Linked DNA regions of Mus musculus: region 1 is linked to region 2. The links are chromatin contacts, found by Hi-C or POLR2A ChIA-PET in ENCODE. All regions are on one chromosome and are shown on one strand. The core of a region is the stretch at or near the end of the contact, and the rest is flanking DNA. Distances in the headings are between cores, read along the strand shown.

Region 1 (3,158 bases), core at 358-2,857, 400 kb after region 2:
CCATATGCACAGCAGATGATGTCGCACTTTATGGCTATAAGCATTTAGGATGCTCCCAGAGAAAGCCCGTGCCAATTTGAAGACTGCCTAGGATTTCTCTGGCACATTCTAGGCAGAAATGATTTTAAGTTCCCACATCACTTTGTTCAATTTCCTTTCAGGTAATGGACTAAGAAGTATACAGACACTGACAACTCTGGGCAAGAAATTCCCTTTCACCAAAGTCTGGAAAGCGGAGTAGACACGGAGTAGCTAAATGTTTATACAACGAAAAGGCTCAAACTTGAAGCTTAGAGGAACAAACCTTGGACTTAGTGGATGGACTGAATTAAAAACAATGTGACTCTAGAGCTGCTTTGACTTGGCCTACATTTGACCCCTTTGGGAAAACTCACATGGAATTTGGACAGGCTAAAACGGCAAAACCTTGTTAGCTCAACAATGATCTGCCGGCCAAATAGGACACTAGATTCCCCCATCTTCCTTCTTTACCTGCCAAAGTCCTTTTCTCCAAAGGTGGGTGGGTGGGGGAGGGTTTTCAAACCTATCAAAGCAAACAGGACTGACCTACTGAGATCCTGCGTCTGTGCTATGTCACTGAACAGGCTAGAGAAAACGCAAATTGTGTCCTGGGAAGGAGGCCAATGTCTAAGTACTGTGACTGAAAAGAATGTGACATTCTTAAAGTGAAGGCAGTTTGGATAAACTGGAGCTCACGGTTGCCTCCAACTACCCTTGCCATTGGTTTCTGGGCTTTTTTTTTTTTTTCCCCAAAGAAAAATTGGCGGGGTGTGGGGCACACGCCTTTCTAACCCTACAGCACTCAAGAAAGAGGCGGATCTCCGTGAGTTCCAGGCTAGCCAAGGCTACAGAGTGAGAAGAAGAAAAATTGATTCGATAAAGCCACGCGGAAGCGTCCTTAAGGCTCCTGGCAAACACACACTCTTAAATGCAAACGGAAATACTAGAACACTCCATTAAAAAGTCCTTGCGTGAAACGTGGCAGAAAGCTTTGAAAAGCCAGCGATGTCTTTCCCAAGAGGTGCTTTGTGCGCAAATGCTTCCAAATCGGGACTCATATTTTGGAAATTATACCCCCCACGCTCCCAAACATGTCAAATCTGAAGAGAAAGGTGAGAATTCCCCCGCAACAGGCTGGGGCAAGGAGGAGGGTGCCTCTCTGCTCATCCCTTCCAGGAAACAAAACCAGAGGGCAACTAGCTAGCGCCACTCTGGCTCCAGACAACGTGCAGACGCAAAGTGCAAGAACTCGTTCCCAAACCTCCATGTCTTGAAAAGCGAGAGGCGCGCAGACCTGCATCGGGGTTCCTGGAACCCGCACCCGCACCGGGCCGGGCCAGACAGCACGCGGCCCCCAGCGGTCCCCCAGATGGTCCCCCCTACCCTGACGCCACACCCCGTCACCGCCCGCACCTGAGGCGAAGTAACTCACTGAGGGAAAGCGGCGGGCTCCCCGCGGGAGCGCTGACGAGGACGCCGCCCGGCTCCGCTCCGCTGGGACTCGCCGCCGCCGATTTCCTGGCGAGAAGCAAAGTCCGGCCAAGACTTTACTTCTCAACCGCCCCTGCTGCCTTTCCCCTAGGGGGCGAGCGCAGAGGCCCAACCCGACACGCACCTGAGCCAATCAACGGCGGACAAAGGCGGGACTAAGAGCGGGCTCGGAGCCTCTCGACCAATCAAGGAGTTCGAGGGGCCGAGTCGGCCCTGCTCATCACCCCCGTGTTAGAGTGAGCGCGTTCCGCCCTCCGCCATCGCTCCCGGCCGGATTCTCCCTCTCAGACACACAGAGAAAACGCTCGGGAAGTGTCTGCGTGCACCCCTGGAGCGCCGCGCCGGGCGTGGGACAGCTGAAGGGAGGGGAGGGCTGCGGGACCAGGCTGAGGGAGAACAGGTGGCGGGGGGCGGCTGACGTGTAGGTGTGCAGGGCGAGGGGACAGCTGGGTGGGGCGGGGACCCAGCCTGGCCAGGGTCAGGTGGGAGCTGGGAGGATGCACCTGAGAAGAAGGGCGGTTCCTTGGGATCAAAGGGAAAAGGAGCTGCCAGTCCCACAGCGTGAGCTCCCGAGGAAGGAGGGCGGTGCTCCAAACTCTCACTTCTCTCGCAAAAGAAAGACCATCGCAGCCCTTGCACCTAGTGGAGATGTACATTTGCACCCCAGGGAGAAAAATTTTTAAAACCCACAGTATCGTCAGGAGAGTCATCTCTGCACAACAGTCTCTCTGCTTTTTCAAGGTGCCCCATGAAAGGCCCCTGAGGACTCAAGTCCTGGGAATAGCCAGCCCTGGGGCAGTCGGGTTCCTGGAGAGCCTAGCAGGCCAGAGATCCGACTCTGACTCTTTTTAAATAGCAGGTGTCTCGGGGCGACAGGTGAGAGCCTATGCTCTTCAGTGGCACTTGGGGACCGGCTGGCTGTGCCCGGCAGCTGGCTTAGCTTCCGCAGTTCCAGGTGAACCGTCCTGCCCGCGCCTGGGCGTGGTCGGGGGCGGGACCCGGTTTAGCCCCGCCCACAGAGGGCCCTGCCGCGCCGCTGCGGCTCCGCCCCCCTCCTTCCGTCATCCGCTTCTTCCGTCGGTGGTTTCTTCCTTCCTGCCTTGTCCCGCACCTTTCGCGACATGGGGAAGAGCTTCCATTTCGCCAGCGCCACCTGAGGATTTCCTGGAGCCGCCACCCCCACCTCCCGCGATGGAAGACGATCAGGAGCTGGAGAGGTAAGGGTGGAGGGGAAGAGTGGAGTGGGGCGGCGGGTCGGGCCAGCGAAGCGGGTGGCGAAGGGGCACGCGGCCGACTGCGGCCCGGCGTGGCGGCTAGGCCTGACCCCAGGCGCTGGGGAAGGAAGGAGAGAGAGTAGAGCGGGCCGGGTTGGGAAGAGGGAGGAGCCGTGGGTTTATTTGTAACAGAAAAGCCCAGAGGGATGCTAGCCATCCGGGAGGGGAGAGAAGTTGGGAATCATGCTGTAAGTCCCAAACTGCCACCACCCCCATTAGAACTGCCTCGTTGTAAGGTCACGCACCGGGCCAGCCGTCCCGAGTGGCGGGCCTGGCGTGTTTAAGTTGGCTAAAGTTACTGCAACTCCGCTCTGTGCAGACTGCTCGTAAATTCTCTCTGTCCACCAAATTCTCCCTCCTATTAAACTTTTC
Region 2 (3,257 bases), core at 188-2,687:
GAATGGCCCACACACCTTCTGCTTACAACACCATTAGTTAATTAAATCATAGCTTTACTGTGCCTGCCTGCAATTAGCTCTACAGCTAATCTAGACGTTTCCAGCTTCCTGGGGTCTGCTGGTCTTTTTTTTTTTTTTTTTTTTTTTTTTTTTGTGCTTGGCTCGCAAATGTCAGGCTGAAGCTATGGTGACAGATAAAGAGAGACCTAGCGGTCCTTTCTCGATTACAGCTTTTCCCCTTTGATATCTTTATGCTGTGCTATAAAAGGCCTATTATACTTAATTTAAAGAGTGAGGCCTGCTGACACCTCTTTCAATTGTTAATCTTTAGGAAGCAATGGGCGGAATATTATTTGAAAGGAATAAAGCGCTTGCTTTATTGGAGAGTTTAGAGAGTAGTAAAGATCTAATAGCCGGCACAACAATCCGTTGTTTGCACTTCGTGAGAGTTGGATTTATTAGCATAAGCCACTTAAGGCATGTTACAGTCAGCCTCAGCCCCAGCCCCAGGCTTTCCCTTGGGCTGCTGGAGCACGGGGAGGTGTGGAGAGAAGCCGGTCTAGTCCATGACCACACTATCTGCAAGCATGTCGCCCAGAGCCTACACAACGTGTCCATATATTTACATGATGTCACACCCTAAACCAGTGGACAGTGGCTGTCTGTCATATGTCCTATACACCAAGCCATGGTCTGCCTCATCTGTCTCTTGCAAGGTCCAGGAGGACCAGACCCGGGACTTAATTAAACCCGAGAGCCAGAAAACCTCTTGGCTCTTATTGAGAGAAGACGGGGACCTTCAGTTTCTGCTCATCAAGTGAGGTTTCAGAGCCTGCCAGTGGCCTCTGACCTTGGGGTAGAAATGGCAGGCCCCAAGAGAAGTTCAGAATGCACATGTTTGAAGTAGCAGTAGCTCCCAAGGGATAGGGTGTTTTCCTTCTGAAACCCCGCAAAGAGAAAAGTACGGTTCGTAAGCCTGCCTGTCAGTCAACCTGCTTTGGCTTCTCCAAGATGACGCCCGGGAAGGTTTTGAAGCCTAGAGACCCGTGATAGGCTTCTAAATACCGGCAACTCTCTCCTCTAGGAACATGACTCCACCCTGGTACACCGAGGTGAGGCTGGAGGTCTGACAGACATCCCCGCTGCTCACAATCACACCACCAGTCAAGGGAGCCGGCTCTGTACCCACCCACACCCAGTTCAAAAGGTGAACAGCCCCAGCCAGGGCCTCCTGACAAGCCTCAAGCTGGCCCCACTGATCCTCCTGCCCCTGAGAAACATTTATCGCTTGAACTTTCAGCCTACTAATTCCAACCAAGGTCCATATCGCTCAGCTTCAGGCAATAAAAAGAAAAAGAAAAAAAAAAAAGTATGTTTATCTTTTGGAGTCAAATCCTGTCTCTCCCAGATGACTCTTCCACTGGTCTGTTTCCTTGTTCTCTATGTCCTAATTTCCAGTCAAGGCCAGTTAGCTCAGCTCTTCCAGCAAACATGAGAACCTGGCCTCTCAATGAAGGCAGCTGGGCCTGGATTCCCTGAGGCCCGGTTCAAGGTCACAGTCAAGGAGCTGTTAGGAGCAAGAGCCCTGGCCTTCAGGGGCTCTGTTCTATAAATAATGGATGCTAGTTGTTCAGATTTGAAGGTATCTAAATAAATAAATCTCTTCTTGAAGCCATATTGAAACTCTGGGGAGCCAAGGAAAGCTAACACCTACAAAAGATGATATCTGGACTCTCAATAGCACGAGGCAAGATCTACACTAGGCCCAATGTAAGGTTAGAGACACAACAACCCCCTGGTCTCCTGCTTCACCTGCCTTCTGCCTGCCCTGGGGCCGTGCGTCTGGCTTCTGCACTCTTGCACAAGAAGCGAGGTTGGTAGTGAGTATTAGGTACCACCCTGGAGAGGAGGAACCAGACAGAGGGAGAGCCACCTTTGGGTTGCCACCCAGATGTCTTGTTAGCAAGCGCCAACTCAGGACCAAAAGTCAGCCCCAGATAGCGTTCCTTGCCTCTTGCTGATTCTGCTCTTGAAGGAGTCTCATTAAGTCATTCTGTGGGCAAGGGCAAGATGGAGTAGGGTTGGGGGGTCCTCTACTAGCAACACTTGAACAAGCAGTCCCAGAGATGTGTCCTCAAAGAGGGGCGGCCCCAGGGCTTCACTAGGCCAGCCAACCACTCTACTCTCAAGTCAACACTGAAGCTTGCCAAAAAGAGAAAAAAACTCCCATTGCCCGGCTGTGAGAGGAACCTGTCAAGACAGGTGAGACAGCACCATCTTGGGAAATCCTGTGACTCTTAAGGACACTTTTTTGTGTCAGGACCCTCCTTAATCATAGTTTAGCCATTTTCTTTTCACTAGCTCAGTATTACTGGGCCACAAAGGAAAGCATCTCTGTAGCAAGCAGCGGCCCCAGATTAAGTGTCAGGAAACTGAGCATTGGATACGGTAGTCTTTATGTACCCAGGACCCCCTAAGGTAATCTGGAGTTACGGTGGGGAGATGCCCTTGAGCCGCTGGCCTAGCAGTGAGCACCAGGCAAGCCCCCTGCATGTGCAGTCACGCCGCAACCACGCACCGTTCTAAAGTAGAAAGAAAAGAAGGCAGGAGCTCACAGGGCTTTGTGCATCCACATGGCACATCCCACCGTCTCCTCGCTCAGCCGGCAGCAGCATCCATGGAAGATACTGGTACTGCCAAGGCATTAATGATGCTGTAAAATAATAAGCTAGAGGCTGCTCCCGCACGAGCGAGCCCTTGATAAAAGGGAGATTTACAGCCACATCCATCAACTTAATTATCTTTTACTAGGGTTTAAACTTAGTTGTAATACTAATCTGTATTTAGTACGGTTTACGGGATCTACGGACACTTTACAATCTTCCCCTATTCACAAGTGTCAAATTATGGCAATATTGATAAAACAGAGAGACAGCGGGAGCGGGGAGGGTGGCAGGCCCAACTAGCTCATAGACTTTTTACAGCTCTGTAAAAGAAGGAAAGAAAACCTACCACTCTCTGATTTAAGGATGCAACCGTGTGGCCAATAATCAGGGCTGATAGTGTTTCAGAAGCAATTTCATAGATAATTAGCCTCCTCCAGCACCCACCCCACCCAATCCCAAGAGCAGTCTCCCTGGACTGGACCACAGGAAGCTGGTTCCATGAAGTCTGAACTCCGCTGCCTCTGTTCTTGCAGGCTATTTCCTTTAGACCAGGATGGGTCTGGGAGCCTTCTGTGGTCCCTCTACACAGAA

The links. A loop is a pair of places that touch in the nucleus more often than their neighbours do. ChIA-PET counts read pairs that join two places held with the same protein, here RNA polymerase II (POLR2A).
Region 1: a loop to region 2 is called in a map of v-Abl transformed pro-B cells, with 2.6 times the contacts of the local background. The contact joins the promoter of Lnx2 here to the enhancer-like site in region 2. A Hi-C loop is called at or near these places in 2 of 37 maps with a recorded cell type or tissue (both v-Abl transformed pro-B cells). POLR2A ChIA-PET finds 5 or more read pairs at or near these places in 1 of 5 experiments (Patski).

What each region holds. Positions count from the first base shown.
Region 1 is chr5:147,074,965-147,078,122 of GRCm38, forward strand. Lnx2 (ligand of numb-protein X 2) reads right to left here and starts at 1,608. Exons shown (of 10, transcript NM_080795.4): 1 at 1,454-1,608. It overlaps Polr1d (polymerase (RNA) I polypeptide D), which reads left to right and starts at 2,382. Exons shown (of 3, transcript NM_181730.4): 1 at 2,382-2,729. The coding sequence starts at 2,704.
Region 2 is chr5:146,678,099-146,681,355 of GRCm38, forward strand. No RefSeq gene overlaps it. Among named protein-coding and RNA genes, the nearest start is that of Gm34700, 21 kb to the right of the region's middle. Within about 2 kb of position 1,438, at least 1 of the 3 ENCODE cell types and tissues checked has a DNase peak (open chromatin) inside an H3K27ac peak, as active enhancers do.